Linked DNA regions of Homo sapiens: regions 1 and 2 are each linked to region 3. A link is a contact called in ENCODE Hi-C or POLR2A ChIA-PET data. All regions are on one chromosome and are shown on one strand. Each heading gives the region's core, a stretch centred on a gene start or an enhancer-like site at or near the end of the contact. The rest is flanking DNA. Distances are from core to core; before and after follow the strand shown. Region 1 overlaps DDX10 (DEAD-box helicase 10). Region 2 has its middle 290 kb from the start of DDX10. Region 3 overlaps DDX10 (DEAD-box helicase 10).

Region 1 (2,988 bases), core at 241-2,740, 140 kb after region 3:
TGGACATGGAAGCGGGAGAAGTTAGATGAAGAATTAAAGGAAAACCCAAATAATGGCTTGATGAATTTACTTGTATATTAAAAGCCATGCACACAATTCTAAACTCTGGTTCTTTCATTTTTAAACCCGTTGTTTTTTTTTTTGTTTGTTTGTTTGTTTTAGTTATCTTGTAAAATTCCAGCCCATTTACCTGGCAAGGCCAGGGCATAAGATTGCCATTATGCTCTGTCATGGCTTATGCTCGTTTTCATCACTCATCTTCTCTTTGAAAGGAGCTGAATTGAGAAAGCATTTTTCATTGTTTAACGTTGAAATCTAAAAATACTGATATTTGAACTTCAGAAACATATTTGAAATAAGACATGTCAGCAGGTCTTTTGTCAATTGTGAATTGTTACAGATGTGACTGAGTCTTCCATTTTGATGCAGATTATTCTGCATTTTTATTGATAAGCTTTCATTAACATTTTATTTTGGGGGAATTTCTTACCCTTCTAAAATTCATTAAATGCATAAGTCTTGCTGTAAATTTCAGTCTGAGCAGACTGTGGATTATTCATGTTTACAAGTAAACTTCAAAATCTTTTTTTTGACAAGCAAAGTTTGATATGTTCAAACTTTTATGAGTCAGTATATCGATACTGACTCAAAATAATGCTTTCTGCAATGTGTTCATTTTTTAAGATTTTAACTGAAATTTTGGCAGTAGAGATTTTTACTTTCATTATAGAAAATTATGGTAAAATGTGGATATGAATTAGGAGAAGGCTGAAATGGAAGAACTTCATTCTTTCACTTGCTCAGGAGAAACCCTAGAGATAGCCTTCACTTCTTTCATTCTTATACTCCACCACAATTTATTAGTAAATCCTATTTGACTTTATCTTAAAAGTAGATGAGAAAATTTGGTGAAGTCCATATAACATCTGGAGTTTAGTTAATAGTAATATACCAGTGTTGGTTTCTTGGTTGGGAGAAATGGACTATAAAATTACAATAGGAGAAATCTGCGTAAGGGGTATATGGGAATTCTGTACTATCTTTGAAAGTTTCTTGTAAATCTACAGTTATTTAAAAATAAAAACTTTATTAAAAATAGATCCAGAGTTTAACCACTTTTTAACACTCCTGCTATCCCTATCATCCAAGTCACCATAATCTGTAACATGAATTACTAATTGTAACAGTCTTCTAACTAGTCTGCTAGTCTTCTTTCTCTTATCCTCCCACTCTTCTATCCCCAGTTTATTCTGAATTATAGTGGCCAGAATGAGCCTTTAAAAGTAAGTCGCATATTATAATTCTGTTCAGACCCCCATCCTTTAAGAGTTTCCCTGTCTACTTTGTCACAAAAGCTACAAAGTTCACATGTGATCTAGCTTCCAGCTCCTTCTCTGGTCTTATTTCCCACTGTTCTGTCACTAACTCTCTTAACTTTAGACTGTCTAATTACTCCTCAAATGCACTAAGCAGATTCTGGCCTTCGCTCTTGGTATCACCACATAGCTATGTGATTTGTTTCCTTACTGTCTCCAGATTTCTGCTAAAACATAACTTTACTAGAGAAGCATTCACTGATTTCCTGATGCAAAATAGCAACCTCCTCTTATCCTGTATTCTCTTACCTTGATATATTTTTCTCCATAGTACTTCTCTCTACCAGGCAATATATAAATACATACTAGTTTGTTGTTGCTTGTTTTTACTGTCACTAGAATGGGAAACTCAGAACAGGGACTTTGTTCTGTTCACTGCTGAATCACCAGTGCCTAGACCGATACGAACAAACAGTAGGTACTGAGTATTTATCGAGTGAAAGAAGCAGTAACTCTTTAATACAGTTTCTTGTTTTCACTGTGACACTTCCAAAATAGTGTCAAAATTGAAGAATTATAGCATATTGTTTATTGAAAGGCATAATAACTCTAGGGATGTTTCAGAATCCTTTCAGAGGCAGAACAGTAAAACAAAATAAAGAGGGGGAGGGCTAGAAAGCAATGTTACTGGACCCAGATAGATATTAGCACACATGGACAATCTCTAATTATACACTTTGTGTCCAAGTTCATATGTAAACTGGAGCATTTTTTTTTTCTCCATAGAAAAGATGTTCTATACTGTGGTTGATTTCCATTATCACTTAGGCTGCCCATGTACCATACAAGCATGACACTTAGGTGAGTGAAAGGGGTTGCAGTGACTAATTGTACCAAAACAACTGTCCTGGGCAAACCCAGGTATGATCACTTTAATTATAACTCAAAGATGCCTTCAGCTTCTATGGGAAAGGGCATCCTGCCCTCTGCTGGGGGCTTGGAACTCTGGAACACATAAGCTCCTGCTGGTAGAAAAATCTGAATTATAATGTAATGCCTCATTGCATTTGATTCATCCCCTTTTCTTTCCAGCATACTCTACTGGTCACCCTAGCAGTGAGAAAAGAAAGAAATATCTTTTCCTTCCACTGCTCTAGAATTAAAAACAAATTTCAGCTCTGCTTCCTTTGTACCCATCCATTTGCCCACACCCCAACTCCATCCTCCTCCTTACCAGTCCCACGAATTTAAGAAATTGAGCTTTGGGCTGGGCGCGTTGGCTCACGCCTCAATCCCAGCACTTTGGCAGGCCGAGGTGGGTGTATCACCTGAGGTAGGGGGTTCTGAGACCAGCCTGACCAACATGGAGAAACCCCATCTCTACTAAAAATACAAAACTAGCCGGGAGTGGTGTCACATGCCTGTAATGCCAGATACTCGGGAGGCTGAGGCAGGAGAATCGCTTGAACCGTGGAGGTGGAGGTTGTGGTGAGCCAAGTTCATGCCATTGCACTCCAGCCTGGGCCACAAGAGCGAAATTCTGCCTCAAAAAAAAAAAATTAAGCTTTGATAGGGTGAATGCCTCCACCTTGTTTATGTATAAAGGAGTTTCAGTGAGTTACAAAGAAATTTAAGTTAACAAATGATTGCATTGCTAGTAGCAATTTACAAA
Region 2 (3,354 bases), core at 428-2,927, 230 kb after region 3:
TCTCACTCTGTCACCAGGCTGAAGTGCAGTGGCGCAATCTCAGCTCACTGCAACCTCGGCTCACTGCAAGCTCCGCCTCCCAGGTTCAAGCGATTCTCCTGCCTCATCCTCCCGAGTAGCTGGGACTGCAGGTGTGTGCCACCACACCCAGCTAATTTTTGTAGTTTTAGTAGAGACGGGGTTTCACCATGTTGGCCAGGATGGTCTCGATCTCTTGACCTCGTGATCCACCCGCCTTGGCCTCCCAAAGTGCTGGGATTACAGGCATGAGCCGCCATGCCCGGCGTATGTCATTGCATTCTAAAGGTACTGGGGCTGTTAAGTACTGATGCTTCTCTTTAGAGGAAATGACTCACCAACACCTGCTGTTTCTACAGTTCTTGAAACTGTATAAAGCCTTTTCTACCTGCACTTTCCTTCTACTGTCACAATATCAATATACTCAGCTACAGCTTAGTCTCCCCATTTAACAGATAAGGCCACTGAGGCTTAGTGAGTTTCAATGACCTGCCTGAAGTCATGGAGCAGGGTGTGACAAAAGTGGGAAAACTGGAATCAGAATCACTTCACCCACCCCTAACCTCACCAGAACAGTGTTTTCAATTCTAGCTACACATTAAAATCACTGGAGAGGTTTTAAAAATACTGAAACCCAGGCTCTGTACACAGTGATTCCATTTAACTGGTCTGAGGTGGGGCCTAGGCACTGGTATGTTTTAAAGGTTTTCTTGGTATTTTTTTTTTCCAGTTACTTTCTTTAAAAAATTTTTTTTTAACTTTTCATTTGAAATAATTTCAGACTTCCAAAAAAAGATGTGAAATAGTACAAAGCAGTCCTGTGTATCCTTCCCCCGGTTTTTCCAAATGTTAACATCTTACATAACCACAGCGCAGCTATCAAAGCCAGGATATTAACATTGATACAATACCATTCACTAATCCACAGACCTTATTCAAACGGTATCAATGGAGCTTGGTGGATAGTTCTAAATCATTCTGGAGACCTCATTATTTTTAGTTATTCCATCCCTTTAGTGTACTTGAATCTTTCCTAGGTGATCTTAATGTGCAGCCAGGGCTGAGAACTGCTGGGTGTGGACGGTGGAGCCTGGAGTTAGTATTCTACGAGTAGACTTAATTGGCTTTACGGTGCATTTTTTTCTCCCCGTTCTCTGACATGTAAGAGCTATGTCTGAAAATCTAGTATATTTCTAAGCTATTGTTATGCTGCTGATGGGATGAATCATTTGAAGATTTCTGACTATTTTTATGAAGTGACAGTTATATCTGCTGGGAGGAGAAATGAGCCCTAGTTATATTCATAGCAAGGTTACTGCCACCTAGGTGAAAAATGGAAAATGGTGTATTGGGGAGGGAAGAGTTGAAGAGCTTTCAAATATGAACTCACAAGTCAGTGGGCTAGGTCTTCGCAGAACTCAATGCCATTCTTTGGATGTGAGTCTGGAATACAGTTTAGATTTTAATTAGAGATGTGCTGGACCTTAATGTAAATGTATTTAGATAGGGAAGCCAAAGACACTAAACTGAAAACCTTGCATTTCCTACAGATGGTTTATTAAATTGAAATATGTCTCTTAACCTCTGGTCTTGACCCTGCTGTTGCAAAGATGAGTCATTGAAACATCAGCCTGTCTGTTATCCTGAATGACTGGCTGGAGTGGCCCGGCTGGAGGCACCACTTGGTAACACATGAAACTGGTTAGTTCATGAGGATTTTTACTTTTATTTTCGCCTACAGTCAAACTACCTTTATCCAATTAGAATTTTCACCCTCATCTATTTATTATCTCCTGCTCTGGGTAAAAACAAACCTGAGTGTCTCTGCCGTGTGCAAATTAGCCTGGCTCTGAGGGCCGCAGGGCTGAATAGAAACTATCCTCGAGTGAATAAAAATGTTATTAAATTTAAAACCACAGCCCCCATCACCAGCACTGGATTCCTTTATGCCACAGATGTTGACTGTTTGCAAGTGTTTCCTCTGTGAGGCACTGGCTTGGAAGCATTTGAACCTAATAGCATTATATGTGTGTTTATATCAGAAATCATATGCACAGATACATTGCCAGCCTTCAAATTCATAGAGAAAACAATTGGCTCCCGTGGTGTTAGGTAGCAGCCAGGGCTGTGGCCTTGTGGGTCCCAGCACAGGAGACTCTTTCATAACCCCCTGGGCTTTGGAACATGCTGCTGCCTCTGCCAAGTACACCCTTGTCTCCCACCACCCCTCTTTTCCTGGCTCACTGCTGCCACCTCCTCTTGGAAGCCTTCCTTGATTTCCTCCCCCAACCTGAGTTAGAAGTCTTTTCCATATATTTGCACAATACTCAGTGCTTCTATGTGCTGCAGTAAAAGTAATTGTTTATTTGTCTGATTTCTTCACATGCTAGCACCTAGCCCAGTGCCTGCCACATAGAAAGTGCCTATGATAATGTGTGTGTGTGAATAAATGAATGATAAATGAGAGCTACTGATTCTGCCTAATTACACCAAGCACTATCTGTGTGAAGCCATTTGCACCCATTATCTCCTTTAATCTAGCTAGAATTTAATCCTTTGATTCTGAAGGGATGGTATTTTACCCAATTCTACAGGTAAGGAAACAGGCTGAGAGGGAAGTGACTTCCCCATGACACAGAGCCAGGATTTGAACCTGGCCTAAGTCCACAGCTTGACCTCTTCACCACAGCCTCTTCCTTGCACAGCCTCAGCTGAAGGTCGCTGTGGTTGGTGGAGCAGCCAATGGCTGACCACAGTGGGGACGGAAGGTCTCTGCACAGGGCATGGAGCTGTGGGACTCTGAGAGCTACATTTGCAGGCCTTGGTTCACCTTGGGAGGCGTAATGGTGGAAATGCAGAGTTCCCAGCCATGGGGAGAGGGTGTGCTCTCCTTGATGATGCCATAGACCATGCCCAGCATGTACTGTTTGGTGAAAAAAAAGGATGGCCTGGAAGAGTCCACAAGGACCAGACAGCGATCTGTGCCTTAAACCTCAGAACTGCCTGCAGCCCAGCGTCACTCCCAGTGTGCTGAGGCATCTAGCAGACAGTCTGGCTCCTCAGGAAGGATTTTGAGCCTCAGTTTCTGATGATTTTTTAAGCTTTGGAGCCAGCTCGTTGTCCCAGAGCTCCCATAAGTGCAAGGGCAAATCAGCTCAGTCCCCACCATTCAGAGGGAGCTGTAAGCTGCTTCTCTGCAAAGAAGGCACCAAAGGGATGAGGATGAGGAGGAGGAGGTTCCCAGTTGCCTCCTCAAGAGTGAGAACTCCATGGGAATGAAAACTGCTGCCTGCACAGAAGCCTTGCCACCCAGCTCTTCGGGCGAGTCATGTTCAG
Region 3 (3,176 bases), core at 363-2,862:
TTTGTTGAAATTTTTGTTGCTCATGTTTTAGAATTGTCTTTGTAGACACCATACCAGACACAGAAGGGAACTGGCTTTGTTACTTATAACTTATCCTCTTTATCTTGATTATCTTTTTTTCCCTTTCTTGTCTCTCTGGAAAAAGAAGATTTGTACAAGAACCAAATTGAAACTTGGAGCCAGTAGGAACCCATTGGATTGTAGATTTTATGGAATATGTCTAATAATCATATCATTATAATTAAGACCATAATTATTTGGCATTTTACCATATACTGAACACTTTCTGCATAAGTTCTCATTTTTCCTTATGACAAGAAAGGTAGCTATTAAAATTTCGGAGGAGGAAAGGAAGGCTTTTAAGTGACTTGTCCAAGGTCACAGTGGTGAAGTTAGCAGTTAAACCTATTTGTGATGCTAAGTCACATTTTCTTTCTCTGCTGTCGTGCCTACCATTATTTGTGTGTAGTTTGCTTTCTGTAATTGGGTAATGTCAGTGTAATTGACAGTATTGTAAATAATTTTGGGCTACTCATTGTGTGCGCACACTTGGAGTATAAAATGAATGTTTGCCTTTAGACTTCGGCGTAAATGGAGACGAGAGGTACTGAGTGCCAGGTGCAAGCAAGGCCTTCTGGAATGCTGCCTTGTCACAATCCTTTTCTGTTTGACGAGATCGATGCAGTGAAGGACAACAAGATTTTCTTAGCAGTGGAGAAGTGCCACGAGTGATGAAGCAATAAGACATGTGCAGGAGAGAGCGCAGGTGTAGTGATCAGGCACAAAGGCAGTAAGAGATGGCTGGTTGACCTCCCACCATAGGGAAGAACCTTGTTTTGGCTAATTGTCTTGTTGGGTGTTCAGAAAGTTGACCTCCAGGGAGACAGTGTTAGATAAGAGCATGAACATACAATTAAAATGATTAAATTAAAATTTATTTTTGGAACACTTATTTCCTTAAATGTGAGAATGAAATCTCTAAGCATATGCTTTCTTTTCTTTTTCAGTTTAAACCTTTTTAGAAATGAGACTGGGTAGATTCCATTTTAGCTCAACAAATGTCCTTTTAAAGCTTTCTTAAAAGTAAACATAGGTCAGTTTTAATTAAGATTTGAATGATACCCATAGATTATTCATTGTACCTTAGAGTTGATTCCAGATCCTGTTTACATTGATTTAGTCCTACTTTTTTTTTTTTTTTTAGTAGCTTTTTCTTTTTTTAGTACTGTAAGAACTCACTGTTGGTGTTAAAACACAGATTAGCTAACTTTGAAGCTTATAAGTATACTCTTATAAAAAGATTCCAAGTTCCAAATCAAGATTCTCCTATGTGGGAGCTAGGATGTTTCTGCCTCTTGTCTCTTCACTTTTTCTCTTTCTCTCTTTTTCCCTCCTTTCAGCAGCAGTTACCTAACGGATGCCAGGGACTGTGTTAGGTACTTAGTGACTTTTAGGAACTTGGACTAAGTATTTGTAAAATAAGTACTGGAAAATGATTAACATCTATCAATTTTTTTATAACTTACCATGCACTTTGACTATCATATCTCACTTATTTAAATTCTTACCACAGCCTTGTGTAGTGTTGTTGTCATGTTACAAGTTCAGACACAGGCTTTGACAGGTTCACTTACTTCCTTGCCTAATGTTGCATAGTTAGTGAAGCGCTAGCACTGGAGTCTGTACTTAGGCCCCTCTGACTTGCCTCGGTATGATTGTGCTTGCTTTGATTCCCGTCATTTCTACATTTAGTGGTGGCTTTTAGTGTTCCATTTTCACTTCCCACTTACACTGCCATTCTGCCCCCAGATTCTTATTACCTCATTCTTGGCTCGGGGGGATAAGCTTCATAATTGGTTCTCGTTGTTCTTCTGAGTCATCTTCCTGTGAACCTTGGTCAAATTAGTATTTTTTTTCAAGTGGTTTACCTTCCATGCTACCCTTAAGTTCACCCTTGCAGTTGGGTTTTGTAAGCTAGCCCCTATCCTATTGTCCTGCGAGACCATTCTTCCCAGTTTCCACTTAAACAGTGAAGGATTCCTTCCTGGATTATTTTCTTCCCACTCCAGCATTTCACATCTTTCAAGATGCAGTGCTTATCTTGTCTCTTCTTTGAAGCCATCCCTTACTTCTTCAACCCACTGACCTCTGGATTCCAATGGTCTATTTTGCTAGTATTTTTTTCTTTTTCTTGACATTTCATAATGTAGCCACATGTCTCTTAATTTTTATCTCTTCCATACCTGGTGATTTGTGTTCAGGGGCCTTATGTAATGTTCAGTTGACTTAAACAGAAGGAAGAACTCTAAAGTCAAGACTACTGTACTCCGAATTTTTGCTACCATGAAGTGAAACAATGGTAGCATGATCTCAGATGTTGCCAGCTGAAATAGTTTGGTATATATGCTCATTTGTCTTATAGGTGTCTTTTCTGTTTTTTGGCATCCTGTGCTTAATTCTTTTTTTGTAATCTAAGCTTTGTTCCAATTCAAAAGGAGTTGTTATTGTGTAACATGAAGCTTAGATGCATATATTGAGTTGCTTTATGTATTTTTTTTCCTATTTGAGTTTGGTATGCAGATGACTTCCTGAGGATGTAAATTTTCAGTGGAAAGCTTAAAGCTGGTTTTGGCATGATGTTTATTCTGTAACATGCTGAATCATTATATCAAATATTGAGTCGTTTTCCTTTATCTCCTTCTTTTATACAATATTCAATATTTATAACATCTGCTAACTACTGAATTTTTAAATCTACTTTTGTGGTTGAAGTTTAAACAGCTACTTTTACAGGCCGTATTTATCTTTATTTTAAGGTAGTTACACAGGTAATGAAAGAAATGTGAAATAGGACAGGCTGTTCTTGAAGGTCATGTGAATTGCCCTTTGAACTTGTTATATGATTAGAAATAAGGAGTTTTCAAATTCATAAACAAGTGCTTGTTTATATGGCTCTAACAAATATAATTGTACAACACTGCTAATATGGCAGATTAGTTTCCAGAAATGCTGTTCATAAGACCACTTTTTAAGTCTCTAAGCAGTGTGTGTATCTGTACCTGAACTTGTTAATGGGAGGACTGTCTTTGTGATGGCACTGGATTCAACTTTCACATTTCTTTTCAACACTTTTAAATTGTCCAAGCAAATTTTTGTTTTGACTTTGTTCTTTTCAA

What was found. Hi-C counts contacts between places; a loop is a spot of excess contacts on that map. ChIA-PET counts read pairs that join two places held with the same protein, here RNA polymerase II (POLR2A). Pooled maps may share reads with other maps.
Region 1: a loop to region 3 is called in a map of endothelial cell of umbilical vein, with 7 times the contacts of the local background. The contact joins two enhancer-like sites. A Hi-C loop is called at or near these places in 1 of 168 maps with a recorded cell type or tissue (endothelial cell of umbilical vein) and 9 of 50 pooled maps. POLR2A ChIA-PET finds 5 or more read pairs at or near these places in 3 of 52 experiments (OCI-LY7, activated CD4-positive, alpha-beta T cell and activated naive CD4-positive, alpha-beta T cell).
Region 2: a pooled map shows a loop between it and region 3 (5-fold over the local background). The contact joins two enhancer-like sites. A Hi-C loop is called at or near these places in 6 of 50 pooled maps. POLR2A ChIA-PET finds 5 or more read pairs at or near these places in 2 of 52 experiments (Caco-2 and GM12878).

The regions. Positions count from the first base shown.
Region 1 is chr11:108,869,066-108,872,053 of GRCh38, forward strand. All of the region lies in intron 16 of DDX10 (DEAD-box helicase 10), which reads left to right. Among named protein-coding and RNA genes, the nearest start is that of DDX10, 210 kb to the left of the region's middle. Within about 2 kb of position 1,491, at least 2 of the 41 ENCODE cell types and tissues checked have a DNase peak (open chromatin) inside an H3K27ac peak, as active enhancers do; they include endothelial cell of umbilical vein, where a contact is called at or near this core.
Region 2 is chr11:108,957,316-108,960,669 of GRCh38, forward strand. No RefSeq gene overlaps it. Among named protein-coding and RNA genes, the nearest start is that of DDX10, 290 kb to the left of the region's middle. Within about 2 kb of position 1,678, at least 2 of the 41 ENCODE cell types and tissues checked have a DNase peak (open chromatin) inside an H3K27ac peak, as active enhancers do.
Region 3 is chr11:108,731,924-108,735,099 of GRCh38, forward strand. All of the region lies in intron 13 of DDX10 (DEAD-box helicase 10), which reads left to right. All of the region lies in intron 2 of LOC124902750 (a long non-coding RNA gene), which reads right to left. Among named protein-coding and RNA genes, the nearest start is that of DDX10, 68 kb to the left of the region's middle. RefSeq lists an enhancer at 1,849-1,968. Within about 2 kb of position 1,613, at least 7 of the 41 ENCODE cell types and tissues checked have a DNase peak (open chromatin) inside an H3K27ac peak, as active enhancers do; they include endothelial cell of umbilical vein, where a contact is called at or near this core.